Linked DNA regions of Homo sapiens: region 1 is linked to region 2. A link is an interaction called in ENCODE POLR2A ChIA-PET data of the cell type or tissue named here. Cell type or tissue: PC-3. All regions are shown on one strand. Links, peaks and the distances in the headings refer to the core of each region. The heading gives the core; the rest is flanking DNA. Region 1 has its middle 130 kb from the start of TENT5C. Region 2 has its middle 25 kb from the start of TENT5C.

Region 1 (4,398 bases), core at 78-4,077, 110 kb before region 2:
CACAGGGAGAATACTGAGCAAATCATCTGCTCTCCACTGTTTTCTCCCACCATCCTGATCTGGCTCCTGTGTGACTCTGGAAATAGCCTGAGAATCTGAGCATCTGGATGCTGAAAACCCAGGCGTAGGAGCACTCCCAGTGGGAGAAGTCAGAGGATCGCCTGCTCCAAAGTCCCTGGCCAGGTGCTTCAGTACCTTTCACACCAAACAGACTGTGCAGAGAATGACTATTTTCCTTCCCAAAGGCTCTCTAGCCTCCACAGAGCATTCCTTTTGGAACAGAATGACCAGGGCATTGTTTACAGATTGCAGGAGAGGCGGGACTGGCAGGAAACTTAGAACTAGTCACAAATACTGCCATCAAGTCACCATAAATCAGAAATGCAGGAAAGAAATCTCTTGAGATAGCAGTTTTAAGCGATGAGGCAATATGATTTATTTAACAAAAAAATTAACTTCTCATTTAGTTTTAAGCAACGAGGCAATATGATTTATTTAACAAAAAATTAACTTCTCATTTAGTTTTAAGCAAACCCATAAATTTTATCAAGGCAAAGGAACCTGTATACTCTCTATAGTTGTTGTAGTATAAATTCTGTATTTATGGAACAACCTTGACTTCCACACTTGAGGACAGTTTGTAATCTTGAGGACAGTAACATAGTTTACAAAATTATGCATTGACACAAAGCTTTACAGATGATAGGGCCCACTGAGGACAAACTGATAGATGAATGTGGTGAAGCAGAAGATATATAGAGAGATATATAGATATGGTTAACAACTTCATGTTTTAGTAAAGTAGGTAAGAGTTCTCCCAGTCATTCCCAATAGTGTTTGCTGGTATCACATTCTTAAATGTATAAAAGAAATTTAAGCATTTTGCCTTAAAATGATTCTAATGAGGCTCTCTCTATACTGGTTCCAAGGGCTGGGACACAGCTGATGATGTGATGCTGAGCAGAACTGTTCTCTAGAAGGTTAACAAGACTTGTGTTCTAAAAGCAAATACTCTGAGCATCTACATGTGCCAGGTTATTGTCAAGGCACTGGAGGTGAGCCATGTATAAATCTTTGAAGGAAACCACAATCTGTTGTGGAAATAAATTTGCACAAAAATAAAACCAAAAAGGGATAGAGAGGAAAGCGGAAACACTGAATGAGAGTTGAGCTTGTAACTCCTGGTCCTGGGTTGCAAAAGTGGCCTCTGCTGTTGGAAATATCGAAGAAGGACCTAATTGGAAGAAAAAGAACAGAACAGATGGAGAGGCCACAGTTTTGTTTTGTTTTGTTTTGGTAATAGTGCTTTTTGCTAATTTTTTAATCAAATACATGAACATGCCTGAATGGTAAGGAGATATTTATAATGAAAAGCAACACACTGCCCACCTCTATTGATGCTTCCTAGAGATAACCACGTTTAACTCTTTTAACTGTTTATTCTGGATATACAATCTGCCTCTACCACTATTTCTTAATTTACCAATTTGGAGTCATACCCATTGACTTTCTGCTCTCCTGGATGAGATTTAAGTCTCTAGCTCCATCTTTGCCAATCTAGATCCTCCAATGTAGTTGTCAGTATTTTAAGTTCCTTGAATAAAGGAATGAAATAAAGTATTCATGACTTTATTTCTTTTCCATTCACCATGACAGTATTTTCCAATTCCGCATTGTTATAGACAGTCTGTGTCCTCCAAAAATACACATGTTGAAACCCTAATCCCCAATGTGACTGTATTTGGAGATAGGGCCTTTAAAAAGGTAATTGAGGTAAATGAGGTCATAAGAGTGGGAACATAATCCAATAGGACTGGTGTCCTTATAAGAAGAGGAAGAGACATCAAGAATGTGCATGTGCAAAAGAAAGGCCATGTAAGGACACAGTAAGAAGAGGGCCATGTGCAAGCCAAGGAGAGCAGCCTCAGGAGAAACCAACTCTGCAGACACCTTGACCTTCGACTTCCAGGCTCCAGAACTGTGGGAAATACATTTCTGTTCTTTAAGCAACCCTGTTTGTGGTATTTTGTTATGGTAGCCCTAGCAGACTAATATACCTACTTTGTAATATTAGAATCATTTATTTGCATTATAATAACTATATTTTTATTTTCCATAACTTCTTTCTGTTCCATGATTGTCCCTTTTTCATTTGATTCTGATCTTGTTTGCTGGCTTTGATATGTCTCAAAATCATTCGAAGAATAATAATTATAAGTTTTAAAAAGTTTTTTCTGCAACAAGGATTTCATTTTAAAGGAATAAAAAAAAGAACGGTAAGTAAATAAATGTTTTTCTTTTCTCCAGCTATTTTCTTGGTTTATTTTCATGTCTCTCTTTTCTATTGCAGGACTTCCTCAAATGTCTGGAGACCTTTAATTTACCCAAGAGAAATTACTGTTACAATTTGGGAAATTTCCTTTCTGCTTTTTCTTTACTAGTGTAACTTTATGTATAAAAATGATATAAAATATTGGTATGAACATCTGGGGCTCTAAAATGTTACAGATGTCAGTGACACACTCAGACCTCTCAGACACTCAGAATATTTCCCTTTGCCTTCTTAATGGAGAAAACAGTGATTCTATTAAACCTGCCTAAAAATAACTGAATATAACAAGAAAACTACAGAACAATATCCCTCATAAACATAAATGCAAAATTTCTAAACAAAATTTAAGCAAATCAAATTTAACAATAAGTTAAAATATAATGGATTATGACCAAGTGGAGTTTATCCTAAGAATGCAAACTTGGCTTAACATTAAAAAACCAATCAAGGTAGCTAACTGTATTATTAAATTAAATGTAAAAGGAAAACCATACGATCATCTCAATAGACATGGGAAAAGCATTAGACAAAAATTAATACCCGTTCAGGAAAAATATTATCAGCAATTTAGAGATGTAAAGGAAGTTCTAAACCTGATAAAGGGCATCTATGGAAAAAACAAAACCCTATGGCTTATATTTGCTATAGAAAGACTGGATACTTTTTCCCTAAGACAGTGAAAAAGGCAAGGATGTCCATTCCTACCACTTCTATTCAACATGATAGTGGAGGTCCCAGCCAATGCAATGAGGCAAGTAAAAGAAATAAAAGGCATACAGATTGGAGAAGAAGAAGTAAAGCCAGCAACATACGGAGACACTATCACTACAAAAAATTTAAAAAAGTAAATAGCCAGGCATGGTGGCATCCATGGGTGGTCCCAGCTACCTGGGAGGCTGAGGTAGGATCCCTTGAGCTCAAGAGGTCAAGGCTGCAGTGAGCTGTAATTGTGCTACTGTGCTCCAGCCTGGGTGACAGAGCAAGACCATGTCTTAAAGGAAAAAAAAAAAAAAGGAGAAAAAGAAGTAAAGCTAGATTTATTCACAGACAACATAACCATCTATGTTGGAAATCCTAAGTAATCTACAACAATGGTACTGTAAATGATAAATAAGCTTAGCAGGGTTGCAGAATATAATGCCAATATACATAAATCAATGGCATTTCTTTGTATTAGAAATAAGCAATTGATAAAGGAAATTTAAAACAATACCATTTACACTAGCATAAAAATATGAAATGCTTAGGGACTGATTTAACAATATGTGTACTCTGAAAACTACAAAATGTTGAAAAGAGACATTTAAAATACCTAAATAAATGGAGAGATATACCAGGCTCCTAGATTGAAAGAGCCTGCTATATCTCTCTCTTTATTTAAGTATTTTAAATAAATTCAATATTGTTAACATGTCAATTCACTGCAAATTGATCTACAGATTTAACATAATCTCAATCAAAATCCCATTAGGCTTCTTTTTTTGTAAAAATTAACGAGCTTATTATAAAATTTATATAAGAATACAAATGAGCTAGGATAACCAAAACAATTTTAAGAAGAGGGGAACAATATTGGAGGGCTTACATTCCTGATTCAAGATTTATTATAAAGCTACAGTCATCAAGACAATGTGGTATTGACATCAAGATATACAAATAGATCAATGGAATCCCATGGAGAATCCAGAAATACATCCAAATAAATATGGTCAACTGATTTTCAAAAAAATGCAAAGACAATTCAGTGGAGAAAGAATATCTCTTCAACAAATGGTGCTGAAACAATTGGATATCTACATAAAACAACAAATAACTTCAATCCACACCTCACACTATATTCAGAATTAATTCAAAAATTAACTCAAGATCTAGCTGATCTAAGTCTAAAAGATATAAATATATAATAAAGATCTAAATAATGTAAATTTAAATGATCCAAAAGATCTAAAGCTAAATCTAAAACTATGTAACTTCCAGAAGAAAATCTAGGGGAAAATCTTTGTGACACTGGATTAGACAAAGATTTCTTGGATACAACAACAAAGGAAACTGACTTTGTCAAAGTC
Region 2 (4,398 bases), core at 210-4,209:
GGATGGAAAATAAGCCTGCTGAAAAGCTGCCTCTTTTGCCAGAGCTAGAGAGAGAGAGGGAGCACCTCTCCTGCTGTTCCTGGTCAGATCAGGTGAAGGCCAAGGAAACTGATCTCTCACGGTAGGGGGAGGGGATGAAGGGCACAGGGACAACAAGGTACATGCAGTTGACTTAAGAGCAGGGAAAAAACCACAGAGGAATGTTTTGTGTGGGATCCTGAGATAGCAGGGGATATGAGGACCAGAGGCTGCCGCAGACCATTCACAGCCACCCAAGCGCTGCTTCTCCCAGGCTCCCGCTTACCTGAGCCAATGTAAAGATTCTTTTCAAAAAAGTCTTTGCTAGCTGTAGTGTTTATTTAAGGATAAGATGACCCAACTTCCACTATATTTAGTGCATGAAAAACCACAGGTGTTTGACTCCAGGAACTGCTTAGGGTTGTGCTATTAGTTTTCTGACTCCCCTCCCTTCTTGGTTTCATTGTTTCAGCATTGCAGGTGAGCTGGTTTCCTGACTTCTGCAAAAGCCCTCCTGCACTCCCCCGCCCTCCTCTCCAGCCTGCAGGTAGTTTAAATACCCCCATAGTACATGGCTGCCTGGATAAGGTGTGGGGGAAACTGTGATGCTGTTTCCATTTCAATTCTAATTTAAAATGCCATGCCAACCACAATAGGCACCCTATTTTAACTTCATCAGTTGGCTTAATTTTTAATTTTAACTAATCAATTTAATCAGTGGCTTTGTCCTCCTCCTCATTCCTCTTGAAAGGCTTCTGTTGGAAGGCAGGATATTTGCTCTCCCGTGCCTCTTCCATGTGCCACCCTGTAAAATGCAGGACAAAGACAAAATAGCATACTGTAAAAGAACTGACAGCTGGAGCCTGGGAGTCAGACACCCCAGAGCCAGGTGCTGGCTGCAGCAGCTGTATGACGTTTAGGTTTCCTCACCTGTAAACCTAATCATCCTATCTCAGACTTTTTGGAAGATTAAATGCTAATGCTTAGCATGGGACCTGGTGCTCCATGAGCATTCCCCAAACATGTTAACGAGCCTGCAATGGGTCCCCCCACACCTGATTCACAAAGGGAGGGTTGTCTGAGGAAAGCTGCTGGTTTGTCCAAGGAATTCCTTTCCTGGATAAGTGGAAACGGATCTATTACCAGGCAACTCAACACCTCTTAGGCCCTTGAGAGGGGGCTGACATAAAAACTAATATTTGCAGGGTGAGTTATAGTTTACAGAGTGTTTTCAGTGTTGTAATAGTGGGGGAACCAGGCTTTGCAGTCAAATCTTTGTGCATGGGCTCTGTCTCTTACAAGATACGTAACCCTGGGCAACTCAGAGGCGCACTGAGCCTCTGGCTCCTGTGTACAGTGGAAACACTGCTACCTAGCTCACGTTTCTGAGACCTGCAAGCTATGTATATGCAATGTGTACTTGGTCAACCTAAAGCCTTAGTCTAAAGTGAGGAGTTCTCATTCCATTTTCTCATGGGTTTAGTTCCCAACAGGCCTCTTGAGAAAAACCTCATTTACTATCCATATGGAAGGGATGGATTGAAATGGCTGAAAACAGCCTGGCCAAAGTTGCTGTGGTGCTGCCCGTCTCCATCTCTCTCTCTCTCGAACACTATAGCCTCGGATACCTTTTTTCCAGGGAAGCACCCGAAAGAAAGGCAGCGACTCCAGCTTCTCATGCCTTTCCCTTAGGGACATTTCCCATTTTCGGAAACTTCCTAAGTAAAAGGTGGCCCTGGGATGGCCTGCTGTGGTGAAAATGCCCTGAGCTGGGAGACCTGTGATCCAGTCATGGCCAGAACAGGTAGCCTGCGTTGCTCTGAGCTGGGTGAGGAATGGTATGAAACCAAGCCTCCCGACAGGCTCCAGCTCCCTAGATTCTGGGCGGCACTGACAGAAACCTGCTTGAGAGAGTGATGACAGTCAGAGTACTGAGGAGTGGCTCACCGCCAGGGCAGCACATGCTTCTAGGTAGCATTTATCCCCAGGGAAGGACACAGTCCCGTGTTGCAGAAGGCACAGGGCCAGGAGGCAGGAAACCAGCACCGTGGCCCCAGGTCCAATGCCGTCACTTCGGACAGGAAGTCGCTTGACTCAGCTTTTAGGCAGGGAGCAGGGGTAGACCACTCAGCCCAGTCTGGGCACCACCCCTGACTTGCCTCTGACTCCACCTGCCATAAGTGCATACGGAGCTGAAGGCCTCTGGAGAGGATGAGGCTCCAGGCCAAGGTAAGGTGGCAGAATGGCACCATCACACTGAGGCTCTGGCTGCTCAGAGGTCATATGGAAAACCCCCACAGGTCCTGCTGATGCTCTCAGCATCTTCCAGCTGATACTAACCCCAGATTACAACCAAGCGCATTACTATCCCGCCCAGGCGACTACTCGGACAGTGAAGGAGAAAAAGAATCCCCGCTCGTTTAGAAGTGTACTTCTGGAACCCTAGAGGTCCCGGGTGGCAACGACGGGAGCTTCATTCCAAGGCTGAGGAATGAACACTTGGGGATGGCATGAGAGGAATTCTACTAAAACACCAGAAGGATAGGTCTGCCAGGAGGACTGGGTGGGTGGGGAGTTTGAAATAATACTGCTGAGCGTGAAGACTGCAACCCTTAGTACTGACCTTGCTCAGGGGCCAAGAGCTTGTGTTCAATTGTGTTAGTGTCCGGGACATGACTACTCATTCCAGGAAGCTGGGCACCAGCACATCCCACACAAGTTGTCCTGCGTATAAATATTGGTCTGGACAAGGGGACTGAAATGGTTTCTGGCACCAAAATGAGGCATTACAACACATTCAGGTAAATATCCAGGATTCAGCCTCTAAGTGGCTAATGGCCCAAGGACAAGTCCTCCAGGGAAAACCCATCCAGTTCAACATTTGAAGCACCAAATCTATGCCAGTTATGTGAAAAGTGGGCAGAGAATGAAGCACGCAGGTGTTCACAATGTGGGTGAAGAGCTGATGCAACCCAGTAAGAACACGAATAGAAAAAGCAGGAAGGGGGAGGTGGCAGACATAGGGCCTGGTAAGCCAGAGGAGGTGAGGATTAGCTGAGATTTTAGAAGCCTGCTGTGGGGTCACGTGCACGGAAGAAGCTGTGTGCTCCAGAACTCCAAGTAGGCCAGCTTAGTATAGTAGGTCAAAGGATAGGAAGGTAGACTGGGGCTAGCTAGCTCCAGACATCTGCTCTTGCACAGACATGTTGAGTCTGACATCTGCTCTTGCACAGTAGGGTCTTACACAGGTTTTAATGTATGGGAGGGGCCCAGGCACATCTGTTTTAGAAAAAGCCCTTGACAGAGTCAAGAAAAATAGAGACAAGACTCATGAAATAGCCCAAGCAAGAGCTGAAGGCAACCAAGAGGGCAGAGTCAAGGAACATTTCAGAAGGTACACGCAGTAAAAATGGGGAGGAAGAAGATCGTGGGGATGGCTGATGGGCAAGCATAAGATCAGAAAATTGCTCTTCAATGATCCCAATTCTTGTAGTGAAAAGAGAAGAATGTCACCCCAGCCTTCATGAACAGTTCTAGATCCAGACAGTGTCTAACCGATGTGAGTAGATGACTAGAACAGAGGTAGTCCATCATAAAGCTAAAGAGGCCACTGACATGGATGTGGATGGGCAGAATGAAGGGAGGAGTGAAGAGGCAACATGGAGAGTGTGAGCTGGCAGTCAGGGCTTAAGAGGAGTGAGGGTTACTTATTGAGTAAACATGCCAAAGAAGTGATTGGAAGGACTCCACACCTACCAGACTCCAGAGCATGCACATCCTTGGCTGAAAGGTTTGAGGAGGAGCAGGGACAGGTGGAGGCAAGGGGATGAAGGATTTTACACAGCCAAAGACATAAGTTTCATGAGGACAGTTAGGAGAATGCCATAGGATTTCAAAGAAATTCCACAAAGAAGGGAGGCCACGGAAGGGGCAAGACTTGGGGTGGGCAGGGGTTGTTGTGAATTAGATCAAAGGAATGAGGAGGAAGGTTGCTAACCAAAGTCTACAGCATCTCTTTATACCCTTCAAACATCTATCAACCACTCCAAGTATCACTTGTTCACTTCTATACTTCTTTAAAAATGTGAAGAAACTACAGTAGTTGTACATGTATGGCTGAAGTTGTTTTCTTTGTTGTTGTTGAAGTGGGCTAGGAGCTAAAGGGACTGAATTAAACAAGGTGCCAGCAAAGGCGAACTGCAAGACTACACCTGCCGTGGGTATTAGCTGAAAGGCTGTGGTCAACAACGAAGCCTAGTTTAAGTTAGCTGGGCACCTTGAAAAAGAGCCCAAATATTAAGGGATTTGTGGTCTCCAAGGTAACCACACAGCCCTCCCCCCTCAAAAAAGCATCTGTCCTTCAGAGAAGCATCCAAGGCT

What was found. ChIA-PET counts read pairs that join two places held together with the same protein. Peaks named below come from ENCODE experiments on the same cell type or tissue, not always from the same donor. Only the 100,000 strongest peaks of a DNase experiment are listed, where the experiment ranks them.
Region 1: POLR2A ChIA-PET joins it to region 2 with 10 read pairs; 1 of 35 experiments calls an interaction of 5 or more read pairs at or near these places.

What each region holds. Positions count from the first base shown.
Region 1 is chr1:117,736,317-117,740,714 of GRCh38, reverse strand. No RefSeq gene overlaps it. Among named protein-coding and RNA genes, the nearest start is that of TENT5C, 130 kb to the right of the region's middle. In PC-3, for the core only: no CTCF peak of the experiment used is centred there; no DNase peak of the experiment used is centred there; H3K27ac peaks cover 314 bases.
Region 2 is chr1:117,628,464-117,632,861 of GRCh38, reverse strand. No RefSeq gene overlaps it. Among named protein-coding and RNA genes, the nearest start is that of TENT5C, 25 kb to the right of the region's middle. RefSeq lists enhancers at 1,453-2,003, 2,004-2,554. In PC-3, for the core only: no CTCF peak of the experiment used is centred there; DNase peaks (open chromatin) are centred at 371, 1,221 and 2,031; H3K4me3 peaks cover 1,147 bases; H3K27ac peaks cover 1,809 bases.